Linked DNA regions of Mus musculus: region 2 is linked to region 1. Evidence: chromatin loops called from intact Hi-C (ENCODE). Cell type or tissue: gastrocnemius. All regions are shown on one strand. Each heading gives the region's core, and the rest is flanking DNA. Links, peaks and the distances in the headings are about the cores only.

What was found. A loop is a pair of places that touch in the nucleus more often than their neighbours do. Peaks named below come from ENCODE experiments on the same cell type or tissue, not always from the same donor. Only the 100,000 strongest peaks of a DNase experiment are listed, where the experiment ranks them.
Region 2: it touches region 1 in a loop (9-fold over the local background); 1 of 42 quality-filtered maps calls a loop at or near these places.

What each region holds. Positions count from the first base shown.
Region 1 is chr14:55,584,869-55,592,868 of GRCm38, reverse strand. It overlaps Psme2 (proteasome (prosome, macropain) activator subunit 2 (PA28 beta)), which reads left to right and starts at 1,848. Exons shown (of 11, transcript NM_011190.3): 1 at 1,848-2,027; 2 at 2,342-2,374; 3 at 2,774-2,836; 4 at 3,164-3,250; 5 at 3,358-3,388; 6 at 3,471-3,568; 7 at 4,357-4,425; 8 at 4,569-4,636; 9 at 4,775-4,829; 10 at 5,129-5,215; 11 at 5,304-5,429. The coding sequence starts at 1,980. The coding sequence ends at 5,384. It overlaps Rnf31 (ring finger protein 31), which reads right to left and starts at 1,127. Exons shown (of 21, transcript NM_194346.3): 1 at 797-1,127; 2 at 554-700; 3 at 253-408; 4 at 1-36. The coding sequence starts at 985. It overlaps Emc9 (ER membrane protein complex subunit 9), which reads left to right and starts at 7,615. Exons shown (of 5, transcript NM_033146.1): 1 at 7,615-7,957. The coding sequence starts at 7,760. In gastrocnemius, for the core only: no CTCF peak of the experiment used is centred there; DNase peaks (open chromatin) are centred at 430, 1,208 and 1,808; H3K4me3 peaks cover 2,941 bases; H3K27ac peaks cover 2,994 bases.
Region 2 is chr14:55,668,091-55,673,717 of GRCm38, reverse strand. It overlaps Nedd8 (neural precursor cell expressed, developmentally down-regulated gene 8), which reads left to right and starts at 1,838. Exons shown (of 4, transcript NM_008683.4): 1 at 1,838-1,923. The coding sequence starts at 1,906. It overlaps Gmpr2 (guanosine monophosphate reductase 2), which reads right to left and starts at 1,483. Exons shown (of 10, transcript NM_177992.2): 1 at 1,334-1,483; 2 at 917-1,012; 3 at 649-768. The coding sequence starts at 1,003. In gastrocnemius, for the core only: no CTCF peak of the experiment used is centred there; DNase peaks (open chromatin) are centred at 1,506 and 2,006; H3K4me3 peaks cover 2,641 bases; H3K27ac peaks cover 2,059 bases.

The DNA.
Region 1 (8,000 bases), core at 1-4,000:
CAGCTGGTCCAGTGCATTCTGTCTGGGATGAGTATTCTGCAAACAAGATGATGAAAAGAATTCCCACCTTGAACAACGTTCTCCCTGTAAGCCCTGATCTCCTAACATTCCAGAGGGAGAAAGTGTAACAGAAGCTTCCAGGCTGGCTGCTGCAGCAACAGAATTTCCCTGCACGGGGGTGGGGGTGTCTCAACGTGCCTTGGGGCTCCCAGTCAAGTACTTAAAATCCTTAGAATCAGAAGGTCATCTCACCTGCAACAGCAAACTGAGCTCGGTGCGAAGCAGCAGTACTTCTAGTGTGACAACAGCAACCTGGTATTCATCTGGTTCCTCCTGCCCTTCGGGGAAACTCAATCCATCTGGGCGCTCCTCAGTATAGCCATACAACCGTAGTACATCCCGGCCACCCTGGCACACATTCAGGACCCGGTCACCATCTAACAGACCTCCTAGGCAATAGAGCTGGTCCCCCACTCAGCACACCCTCAAGCCTTTCTGGTCAACCCTAAGCACAGGTCTAGTCCCCTTCTCCGATAAGGTCCAAGAGTTTCACCTGCACAGCATCCACCGTGCTGCGAAAGACGGGGTTATTAAACTTCACTGAGCGCCAATACCGGGGCCGCTGCGGGCTGAGGAGGTTGCGACCATATTTTTCCAGGATGTTCAGGGCCGTGGATAGGGTGTTGAGGTAGTTTCGAGGCTGGGAGCATTCAGAAAAGCAGAGTCGTGAGCCTAGCCCACCTGGCCTCTGAGCCTAGGTCCCCTTCCATGGAGCGCCGGGCGGGCTTGACCTCACCTCCCCATGAGCGTTGCAGCGGACCAAGCGTCCGGCGTCCAGCTGCAGGTAGCGGGCGGCTGGTGGCAGAGAGGTGGCCAGAAGCGGCATGAGCTGCTCCAGGGGAAAAACCTGCGCAGAATCCCACCTCAGGGCGCTCGCCAGCTCCTCGCGGGCCGCCAGGAAGCCTCGCTCCTCGTCTCCCGGCATCCTGAGACTGGAGACAGGCTCAGCTTCTCTGCCCTCCAGGGGCTGGCGCAGGTGCGCGCGGCGCCACAGCAGCCCGGGTCACTTAAGCCACCGCCCCGCTCAGCCCCATCCACGGCCAGGGTTACCGGGAACAGGAAGTCCTGGCAGAGAGGGCGGGACTGTGGGCCACTTTAGAGGAAAAGGAGGGTTCGGAGTGACGGTAAAGCTGAGATCAGGAAGGGTGGCCAGGTCGCCGCCAATGAAGAAGCCGCGGCCCGGGCTCCTCCCATAATGCTACGGAACCTTTTCCTTCCGAATCAGGCTCTCTTCTTCGCCTTCCCTTAAACTATCCCGCCCCTTCCGGAGGGACCCACCTCCCATGCGAGGGGTTAATTTTGCCCAGAGCTTTGCTATCTTTATTTCCATAGTGTTGGTTCTGTTCCATTCCCCGGCGGGGAAGTCCCACCTTATCGGGGACCGGCTCTGGCTGCCCTTAGCCCGGCTCAGGCGGGCTCCTCCCTTCTCTAGTCTGTCCTGAAGGGAAGGCAGTCCCGCTCGTCCTGCTCCCTTCCATCTTGCCAGGCTTTCCTCCTTCTTATCCTTCCTACTCTCTCGGATCCTACTTGGTCCCCTCCTCAGTCTAGCGTCATGGAACCCCACCTCTGGGTACCCCCTTTCCTATTGTCCCACCCTCTCTCAGTCCAGTACTTCCCCTGGACGGTCCATACTATAAGCTCCGCCCTTCTCGAGAGGCCGCCTCTATTTGAGTCTCCGCCGTCCCACGCTTTCCTAGCTCCTCCCTTGGACAGCCCCTGATGATGAAGCCAACACCGCCCTTCCTAGTGGCAACTAGCTGGGAATGGCTGAGGGGGTACTACTCACGGTTGGTGGCCGGCCAGGAGGAGGAGAAAAAAGGGAGGGGGCGTGGCTGAGGGGGGTGGGTCTGGGCCTGGAGAGTGAAAGCGAAAGCTGGGGCTGCTAGCCCAGGCTCGAGAGCTGCCAAGTGGGGGGAAGCATGGCCAAGCCTTGTGGGGTCCGCTTGAGTGGAGAAGCCCGAAAACAGGTAAATGGGAACCGAAGCCAGGAAGGAGTGAGAAGTCCTAACGGAGATAAAGCTCGGTGCTCCTGGGCACCAATGGGGCCTTGCGAGCGAACTCCACCGGCCTCTCTTTCTTTAGGGCTTTCTTTCACTTCTGCTCAGGGATTGCCAGTGCCGTGTCCTCGAGCCAATCTGTGCACTGAGCAGGCTCCTCCAGGGGGAAACTAGCTTTGTGGGACAGGTTTGGGCTAGAGTTGGAAGGCACCTAGGTTGGGAGTGGGCCCTTATTCTATACAAACTAAACCCTAACCAGCATCCGGCTACTTCTGTCTGTGCAGGTGGATGTCTTCAGACAAAATCTTTTCCAGGAGGTAAGTCTCTGAATTCAGTCGATGTAACCCAGAGTCTTAGTGCAGAACTCTAGGGCCACAAGCTCTGAGTAACCCACCAGTTCACCTTAATTTTGGTGTCTCCGAACCTTCATGCTTACTCAAGGTGAACTGCAATGATTTGTTTCTACTTGTAATCTGATCAATCTTAGAACTCTTAACTGCTTTTGCCACTCCCCTTGAATGGAAAGGTAAAGATGTCGCCCAAAGGGAAAACCCCATAGCCCTACTTCTGCCCTTCATGAGATTGGGCAAGTCCCTTTATTTCCAGGGCTAGGGTTTCCTCATACGAGAGTCTTGAGCTCAGTGATTTCCATGGGCCAACTTCTGATACGTATCAACAAACCTCTTGCATGATTATTTTTGTAATGTAACTTGCAGGCTGATGACTTCCTCTGCACTTTCTTGCCACGGAAAATCATATCCCTGAGTCAGCTCTTGCAGGTGAGTAGTATAGACCCCTCTGCTCCATCTCCTGACACCTCTCATCACCCATCTGACGGGCATCAGCATGCTGGGAGCTGAGTGAGCCTGGCCGGGTGTGGTGGCACACACGTTTAATCCCAGCACTCGGGAGGCAGAGGCAGGCGGATTTCTGAGTTCGAGGCCAGCCTGGTCTACAAAGTGAGTTCCAGGACAGCCAGGGCTATACAGAGAAACCCTGTCTCAAAAAAAAAAAAAGGCTTGAGCCTGGGTTGGGAGGAAGAGAGATGGAAGGCTGTGTCTGGTGAAGGGAGGAGGCTGGGTAGTGTCTGAGAATAAATTCTACAGGAGGATTCCCTCAATGTGGCCGACCTCTCCTCCCTCCGGGCTCCTCTGGACATCCCTATCCCAGATCCTCCACCCAAGGATGACGAGGTAAGGCATTCAGTGTGCAGAGCCTGAACTCTAAGCCAGTGGCAACACCACCACAGTGTGGCAGCCTCCAAGACTGTTCTAAAGCTGCTTTCCTTATTTTGCCTTAGATGGAAACAGACAAGCAGGAGAAGAAGGAAGGTAATGGAGACCTGGTGAGGAGGGGGGAGGCTGGTGCAGGGATGTGGGTGACATAAAGGCCCCACTCTCATCTTTCTCTTAGTCCCTAAGTGTGGCTACCTCCCGGGGAACGAGAAGCTTCTGGCCTTGCTCGCTTTGGTTAAGCCAGAAGTCTGGACTCTCAAAGAGAAGTGCATTCTGGTGAGCCTGGGCCCTGGGGGAGGTGGGAAGAAAAGCACAGCACAGCTGTGGTCCAGTCAGAGATGCAGGTCTTCAACCCAGAGACCTAATATATAATAAGACTGGCTTTTGTGTCTTGGATATATATGGATGGATATGTGTGTGTGTGTGTATATATCTAGATATCTAGATATATACTTTTTAATTGTGTGTTTGTGTGCACCCAGGCATGTGCAGGTAGGTTTTCCATTTCGTGTATGTACTGGAATTCACTTTGTAGACCAGGCTGGCCTCGAACTCAGAAATCTGCCTGCCTCTGCCTCCCGAGTGCTGGGATTAAAGCCGTGCTCCACCACGCCCGGCACTTTTTTTTAAAGGTTTATTTATTTATTATATGTAAGTACACTGTAGCTATCTTCAGACAAGAGGGCATCAGATCCCATTACAGATGGTTGTGAGCCACCATGTGGTTGCTGGGATTTGAACTCAAGACCTTCGGAAGAGCAGTCAGTGCTTTTAACTGCTGAGCCATCTCTCCAGCCCCGAAGACTCACTTTTGATTCCCAGCACCCACATAGACGCTCACAGCTTTCTGTGACCTCAGTCCCCAGGGAATCCAACACCCTTTTCTGGCCCATGTGGGCACCAGGCATGCACATGGGACATAGGCATGCATATAGCTAAATACCCATAAAGGGGAATTATAAAAAACATACACGTATAAAAAAATAATAACAAGAAATTTTAAGAAAAGAAGTAGTATATTAGGCCTCAGTGATTTTGTTGAGTGAGTCCTCCTTTTAACATAGGTAATCACATGGATCCAGCACCTGATCCCCAAGATTGAGGATGGAAATGATTTTGGGGTGGCAATTCAGGTAAGAATTGGTGACTGAAGACAGAGTGGGAGGAGACTCAAGAGGGAGGGATGGAAACAAGGCCATCACCCGGAGGTCAGAGGAAGAAGAAACAGGAAAGGGGGGGGGATGAACTGTTGTCTTTGCTTCTCACGTCTCTGCAGGAGAAGGTGCTGGAGAGAGTGAATGCTGTCAAGACCAAAGTAGAAGCTTTCCAGACAACCATTTCCAAGTGAGAGCAGCTGCAGGAACCCAGGGACCCTACAGGGATTCTTGAAGCTAGGCGGTTCTTTCAGAGTGATGGGAGACGGGCGGGGTGGGTGGGTGGATGTGGCTGTTTCCATTCACACACATTCCTTCCTTCTCACAGGTACTTCTCAGAACGAGGGGACGCTGTAGCCAAGGCTTCCAAGGACACCCATGTAGTGAGTGCACAGTCCTCCAGTCCTTTAGTTGAGGCTGGCCCCGGGGGTGGAATTGAGGTGGGAAGAAAGAGGACCTGGTCCTGCTTTTTGACTTATACCATGTGGAAGATACTATTCCAAAAAGCAGAGCTGATTAGGGCTCTAATATCTTCGACCCTTACTTACTTCCTTACTTAATACTGTGTGTGTTGGTGCTAAGATGGGGTAATCTTCCAGCTAATCTCTTCTATGTATGAGAAAACAAAGTTAAGAGTCCCGACCTCCCATGGTGCTGACTCAGTTTGCCTCCTCCTTCCCAGATGGATTACCGGGCCTTGGTGCATGAGCGAGATGAAGCAGCCTATGGGGCGCTTAGGGCCATGGTGCTGGACCTGAGGGCCTTCTATGTGAGTGTGGAGTGAGCTCCTGAGGGACGTGGATGCAGGGGGCGTGGGAAGCCAAGAACCTAACTGTATTCCTTTGGCCTTCCTCTAGGCTGAGCTTTATCATATCATCAGCAGCAACCTAGAGAAAATCGTCAACCCGAAGGGTGAAGAAAAGCCATCGATGTACTGAGCTAAGGATTAGAAGGAAAATAAATGATTTATACTTTATGTATATTACCTGTGTTGTTCATTGAGAGCCTCTGGTGTCTATATACCAAAGGAAGGTGAATAAGGTAATGAAAGTGGGAGAGGGTTGACTGGAGGAATGGCTCAGCAGTTAAGAGCACCAGTTGTTTTTCCAGAGGATCCAGGTTTGATTCCCAGCACCCACAAGATGACTAATAACTGACTGTAACTCCAGTTCCAGGGGATCTGGACACCCTCTTCTGACCTCTGCAAACACTAGATATGCACATGTGATGTACAGGCATACATGTAAGCAAAACACTCATCACATAAAAAACAAAAAAGCCAGGCAGTGGTGGTGGCGGCGTACGCCTGTAATCCCAGCACTTAGGAGGCAGAGGCAGGCGGATTTCTGAGTTCGAGGCCAGCCTGGTCTACAAAGTGAGTTCCAGGACAGCCAGGACTGCACAGAGAAACCCTGTCTCGAAAAACCTAAATAAATAAATAAAATAAAATAAAATAAAAATTAAGTGGTTGCAGGAAGTCGAGGAGGGAGGGACTGGAGGTCCATTGTGTTTTTCACAGATCCTTCTAAAGAACAGGGCAGAGCAGGCCACGGTACTGCACACCTTTATTCTCAGTGCTCAGAGGCAAAAGCAGAGGTAAGGGGTTCTCGGTGTTCAGGGCTACCCTGGTTTACATAGCAAGTTGGGGGCTAACCAGGGCTCTTAAAAAAAAAAAAAAAAAAACAGGGTAGAAGACTGCAGCCATGCAGGTAACCCATATTTTACATATTTGAATATGCCAAGGGTATTTTAATCTGATCTCACGAGGACTTCCTAGTAGAGGTTTTGGATCCCTTGTGGGAGGAGTCAGGCTTTGTGGCTGTGGTATGGGAATGAAGAAGGAACAGTTGGGGAGCTGAGAGCAAGCTTGAGGGGAAATGTGGTTACCCTGAGATGTCTCAGTGCTGGCAGAGAGGAAAGATCTTTAAAAGGCATCAAACTAGAGCATATCACCATCTACTGGACAGTACTGGGGGTGGAATTGACCTTTTATCTCTTGCCCACTCCCCCAGTTGGTTTCTGTCTTTACATTTGTTGGGATTTCCATTTTATATTTAATCTGTGTGTATATGTCTGTGAGCGAATGCCACATGTATGCCACCAGATCCCCTGAAGCTGAGTTCACTACTGATTGTGAACCACCTGATAAGGCGCTGGTAACAGAAATTGGGTCTTGACTGCTGAGTCATCTCTGAGCCTTTTTTTTTTTTGACAAGGTCTTCCATAGCCTGGGCTGGCCTTAAACTATGTAACTGAGGCTAACTTTGAACTCTAGATCCTCTTGCCTCTACCTCAGTAGTGGGATTGATTGCAAGTTTAGGATTCACTTCTGAGAAGGTGGTGGAGACAATGGGCCTCTGCTATGTGGCCTGTTAGATGTTCCAAGGGGCTTTTGAAGTAAGGCTCTTACCCTGTTTTAAAATATGGCATAAGAATATTTTGTGTTCTTATCAGTTTGGCGGATTGGAATTCAGTGCTCATATTTAGTCCCTAAAGGGACTTGAACTTTGCATTAAAGACGTTGCACCACAATGAGGAAGCCAAAGGTCAGGGCTTGCAGTTGGGAAGATTAGGCTCCTTATCTATGGTGCAGGGACAAGGTGACAGTGTTGTCACCATTCCCAGCTAGGAGTGAGTACTTCACCTAGCAGTCTTTGCCCGAAGCCCGTAGGGGCAGGCAGAGCAGGTAAACAGGCGAAGCCAACTTGCAATAACCCGCCAAGTCAGAACTGGGTGTGGTGGCACAGGGTCTAGGGCTTTCAACTTCAGAGACAGAGGCAGAAACCTCGGTGAGTTTGAGACCTGCCTGGGCTGAGACTTTGTGGTATCCTCCTTCCCTCAAACAGAACAAAGCAAAACCCAAAACATAAACTAGGTTATTTAGCTAATATGTCTGTGGGCAATTTTCTTTCCTTTGCCCTAGTGCGTTCTTTCCAATTTGCTCCAGGCCAAAATCAAGACTATTTTTTTTAAATTTTGGATTGGGCAAAATAATAATGTCACACCCTATCAGAGAGTACTGCGGAGGCGGGACTCTTGGTTAGGGTATGACCCTGAGCTGGCCTGGGAGCAAGTGCGCCTGCCCGGGAGTGGCTAGAGAGGGGAGTGATTAGAGGGGGTGGAGCTCGGTGCCTCCCGTTGCAGTTGGACCGAATTCTACCTTGCTAGGGACGGGCTGCAGAGAGTGGTCGCCAGGCGTCAGGGGCATCTTACACCCAAGTGAGAAGGGAGGCACAGGGCGAGGCCAAGCTCGCCTCTGGTGGTCAGGGAGCCGCCTTAGTGGGGGTTCGGGTGCCGGCAGGCCCCGCTCGCTATGGGGGAGGTGGAGATCTCCGCCCGAGCCTACGGGAAGATGTGTCTGCACGCCTCTCGGTACCCACACGCTGCTGTCAACGGGTTGTTGCTGGCTCCCGCGACGGGGTCCGGAGAATGCCTCTGCCTCACCGACTGTGTGCCCCTCTTCCACAGCCATCTGGCCTTGTCCGTCATGCTGGAGGTCGCGCTCAACCAGGTTGCGACATTGAGAACCCCACCCCTTGTCCCTCTTCACCCCA
Region 2 (5,627 bases), core at 1-4,000, 81 kb before region 1:
CCAACTAGGGATACTAGGATTAATCAGCAAAGCACATTATGTTCTCAAAAGTGCCCAGGCAACTATCTACCTTCTCAACTACATGCATAGAGGCAAGTGATATTACTGTCAGGAGCAGTGTCTTCCATTTTCAAAGGGAACAATCTGTATTTAAGAACAAAACTTCCATTTGGGATAGATCTCAGAAACTCCCAGGAACCTAAAAGAACCTTAAAGAAGTGAAAAATTAAAATAATAGTAGGCATACAAGAAAACTAATAAACTCCTTTTTTCTGTAATATCCCAGGTTGAAAATTTTTAAATACTCAAAACAGTATTTAATTTCTGGACTAAACAGTGACTGCTTAATGTTCAAACAATGACTGACTGAAGAAATGCATGTGCTTGGGTTGACCTGGGTGGGCACTGGAAGAATTTGGTAAAGTATATAATTTATGGGAGATTATAATAAAAAAGATGAAACAGATCTAAATTTGAATCTCACTAGTTCAGACAGATCTTTGAACTGATCAAATGGTTCTTAGTAATGGAAAAAAAAATAGTAAACACAACATTCTGTTAATTGCCAGAGACTGGGAATACAGATGCAATTCCTCTGTAGCCGCTAGCTGGGAGAAGATCTGGTAGGGGGCATAAGGTTAATCTCACCTTACAGAGAACCCTAGCCATTTCAAAAGTGCCCACGGTATCCATATTGGCAGCAATGACAGGGATGCCACTGTACATCTGCTTTGAGTTCCGGAACGAAAATGATCTTGTGAGCTCTACCTGCAGACATTAAGAGGACATTAAGATTTCATTCATTCAGAAAATATGTATCGTTCTCGAACCTGACAGCTTTCTTGGACCTGGTCCATTAGAAGCTTGAGGTAAAAATAAATAAATAAATAAAAACCAAGGAAGACAACTGGCTCACCTCACTTCGAGACTTAAGAGTGCTGCGTTTGGGCCTCAACAGGACATCCTTGAAGTCAAGTTTCACATCATTATCAATATGAGGCATGATGCAAAGCTGGAGTTAGATTTAAAAAAAAATGAGGCTGTAAGACTGGGAAGTAACAAAGTTCGCCTCTCACGCTTAAACTGTGTAAAGTCAGATCAGGGTGTGGTTCTTCAAGTCTCCCTGGGACCATCCAGTGTCTGGATTATCCTAATGCTTCAATCCCAGGTATGATTTTTAGGGAGAATTGGGAAGAGATTATGGTTCCTGAAGGTGCTTCCTTACCTAGTTACTCTCCCTTTTTTCGCCCCTGCAAAGGGCAACTTAGAGTAAGAAGCTAACTTAGGGATGAGAAAAGAGATTTTAACCAGCTTCCGGCATAGCGGTACTCACTTCCTGTTGCTTTGACTCAGGTGGCAGTTGACCAAAGATTCTTTTGCTTAGCAACTAGCCGCGTGCAGCCTCGATGAGCCTTCAGGGCCACTCGAACGAGTTCCGCTAATTGCAAACTCGACTACCCAAGGAATTCTAGCTTCGGGCGCTGTGCAAGGCCTTCTGGGTAACAGAGTCCACACACTCAAGCTGCCGTTGAGTGCGAGCGGCAGAAGAACTACAACTCCTAGGATGCAAAGGACAGAGCTGCCTCCAGGCATGATGGGACAAGTAGTTTGTTCCGTTCCAGCTCGCCGCTAACACCAGTTCGGTGGCCACGCGCGGGGTCTCAGGGCGCCGTCTGGCTGTTCCTAGCCGACTTGCCTTTCTCTTTACAACCCCACTGACACAGAACACGAGGGCACTCCTGAGCGTTTCGGGAACCCGGTGGAAAGAGGAGAGGGTGGGTCCAGAGAGTGACCCGGAAGCAGAAGTGTTCCTTGCCGTGGAGTGCTGGGAAGCGGCAGCGGCAGCAGCGACCACAGCGGGAGAAGCAGCACTCTAGCCGCCTGCAACCCCAACCTGGGAAGAAGATGCTAATTAAAGTGAAGGTGGGAGCGTTTCCAGACTTTCCAAGACTCGGTGCAGGGTTGGCCGCTGCGCCTTAAGGGAGAGGCGGGAAGGAAAACCATGCCTTTCCTGAACTTGGAGGGCTGACACCCTCGGGGCCCTGCGCGAGGCTTGATGGGAACTAGGGGGACCCCGGGAGGCTTTGAGCTCTGGAGGCCGATCCAGCCTGAAGACTTCGGGTCTTACAAGGAAGCCTGTCCTACTTTCTTGCCAGTCTGTATTCAGACCCAGAAGGAGGCAGCGTTTGTCCTGGTCTCACTGTATTCAAGCCCTTGCAGTCATAGAGAAGGCCTGGCAGCAGCTTGGCTCCTCACTCCAGAATTTTTTGGGAAAGCTTTGTCCCCTGTTCTTCATGCCTAGATTGTATACTTCTCTCAGGCCCTAACACAGGCTCCCTCCAGAGCACAGCACTGATTAGAGTCTGATGAAAGTGAGGGCCTTTCAGTAGCTAGACTACGAGCCAAGGTTAGTGTCTCACCCGTCTTACAGTAGCTAAGCTCGGAGTGGTACTAGGCACCTTCTGTCGGAACTGGACATTAAGAACTAGCCTCATTTCTTTGGCTAATTTAGGCTACTTATCGATGCGTTGGTTCTTGGTACTCTGTCTTCAACTCCCGTAGATGTTCAGTTTTAAACCCATCAGGCCATTCTGCTGTACATTTAGACAGAGACACAAAAATGATAATAATGAGGAGGCCTGGCATTAATCTGACCTTTTCATTGCTGTGTTCAGTCTATCTTCAGTTACTGGACACGTCAACTATTAGCCTTTTTTTCTACATTCCTTCCAAAAAAAACTTTAATTAAAGATTGAAGTCAGAGGGCAAGTTGATGATTACTGTTTTTCAGACATGGGTAATCTATGAATTAGCAATAGGTCTTTGACTCTTTTTGTTTGTTTTGTTTTGTTTTTGGAGACAGGGTTTTTCAGTGCAGCCCTGGATGTCCAGAAACTCACTCTGTAGACCAGGCTGGCCTCGGACTCAGAAATCCGCCTGCCTCTGCATCCCAAGTGCTGGGATTAAAGGCGTGCGCCACCACTGCCCAGCAGGTCTTTGAGTTTTAAACACCATTTTATTCTTTGTTTTTAATATATACAACACTGTGTTTTGGGTAGGCTCAGACTTAATGGATCATAAGAATGATAGTCCCTCCCTGTTCAGTGGATCTATGATGGCGGTGGTGGTGGAGGTGGAGGATTACTTGGGATTTTGAACCAGCCTCTGTAGCCTAGGCTGCTCTCAAGCTTGTGGAGATCCACCTGTGTTAGCCCTCTAATTGCTAAGACAAGCAGCCCACCCCCAGCCCCCCATCCACAGTCTCACAGCCTGCTGCATGTGAACCGCCAGAGGCTAGGATTACAGGCAGACATCGTCTTAATATTGTCTAACTTCTGTTCTGCAGCACCTGCCTATTCTTTTTTTTTAAATCGCATCTTTAGTATATGTGTGTGTATGGGTGCTGTCCGTGCTTATATGTCTTGGCACCTGTGTGCCTGGTGGTGCCCAAGGAGGCCACTAGATTCCCTGGAACTGGAATTACAGGTAGTTGTGAGCCACCATGTGAGTTCTGGGATCCAAATCCAGCTCCTTGGAAAGAGTGCTCTTAACCACTGAGGCATCTCTTTAGCCCCACTTCTATCTAATATTAATCCCTTTGTCCATCTCTTTCTTGCACACACACATACACACACACACACACACACACACTGTGAATGTTCTTTGGACATTATTCATTTTTCAGCTGTTTCTCTGTATTGCTGATTTCTTGCCTATCTATACCACTTTCTTCTTCACAATTAAGTCCTTCCTGGTTTTGTTTTGTTTGGAATGGCGTAGGACATTATGTATGGTAGCTACCAGCCTAAACCATTTCTGAATGAAATGTATTACCTTATGTCTGTGGACCTCAAATAAAATGTAGCATTTTCTATCATAAGTTACCTTCCCATTACCTTAATCGAGGGTTAATCCTGCTAGTCTGCCAGGTATTTGGAACACAGTTTTGTTTTTTTGTTTTTTGGGTTTTTTTTTTGAAAGATTTATTTGTTATGTATACAGCGTTCTGGCTGCATGTATGCCTACAGGGGAGAAGGGGGCACTGGATCTCTGTGAGCCACCATGTGGTTGCTTGAAACTGAACTCAGGACCTCTGGAAGAGCAGCCAGTGCTCTTAACCTCTGAGCTATCTCCAGCCCTTCTTTTCTTTTTTTATAAATATCTTGAAGTGGAATTACTAGGCCGTGTAGATGTTATATATAACTTTAAAAGAACTGTCAAATTGTTTTCCAGGGAGTCTACCAGTTATCTTCCCAGCCTGCAGAAGCTGGGATGCAGCATTCCAGTTGCCTTATTACATAGTGAGACCTTGTCTCAAAACAACAAACAAAAACCTCCAATCCATAATATAGAGATCTTTCACCATCACAGTATGATAACTTTGTATCAAGAATATCTCCTGGAAACATGTGGTAGTGCATGTCTTTAACCCCAGTACTCAGGAGGTAGAGGCAGGCAGATCTCTGAGTTCCAGGACAGCCTTGTCTACAAATGGAGTTCCAGGACAGCCAGGAACATTATACAGAGAAACCCTGTCTCAAAAAAACAAAACAAAAACAAACAAGGAATGCCTTTTAGGCCTGGAGAGTCAGCTCAGTGAGGAAGAGCACTTGGTCTGTAAGCATGAGGGCCTGAGATTCCCAGCACCCAGGAAAGGGCAGGCCTGTCATGGCTGCTCACACCAGACCAGTGGTGAGACTCTGTTTCAAAATATGTGTGTAGACATACATTTTTTGCAACCTACTTCGAATAAGGGTTCAACCTCTCCTCTAGCCCACCACCCAGCAGAAGTAGTGGAAGAGAAAAGTTACTAGTTCAATCTTCTTTGGCAGCAGTTCAGTCCCATACTAAACACCAAATACAACTCAGCAGCTGCAGAACAGTCCTCTAGACACTAGGCATGAAATGGCAGCTATAGACCAGTCCTTTCAGCAATCAGACATCAGGCATGACCAGCAACTGGAGTTCAATCCTGAAGAAACCGGCAGGTTCACCAACCAGCCTGAGGGGAGGCCGCAGAAGCAATAAGCTGCTGCAGGAACCTCGAGAGCAGTTCTTGGGCGAGTTTTTCTTAGCAACGCTGTATAAGGCGAACCCGTACGTGTGTGTGTCGTTAGGGAGTGCAAACCAAACCAAGGCTCAGTGCTGTCTGTGGGGTCATATTATACACCTTCATCAAGCAGCCTTTCTCCTGTGCCTGTTTCAGGATAGCAGTGTTGTTGCACATGTTTGCTTTAGGAAGATATCCTTTCACCCGTGTGCCCCAGTAAAACTTCATTTGATGTAACTAACTTTCTGATGAAACTAGAAGTTTCCACTTCCATTGTGCGTGAAGTTTCCACTTCCATTGTGTGTGAGCTTAATAACATTAATTTTTATTATTGACAATTTAAAGCCTGTACAGAAAACCAAACCAAAATGGGAGTGGTACCACATATCTGTAGTCCTAGCGTGTGTGTGTGTGTGTCTGTGTCTGTGTCTGTCTGTGTGTGTTTTGTGTCTGTGTGTGTTGGAGGAGGGGTAAAGGCAAGAAAAAAATCAATTCACGGTTGGCTGTGCATTGCAGACCAAACCCTGAGTCACTGGGGACTAGGAAAAGTATGACTTCTGTCTTCTTTTCAGTTTCT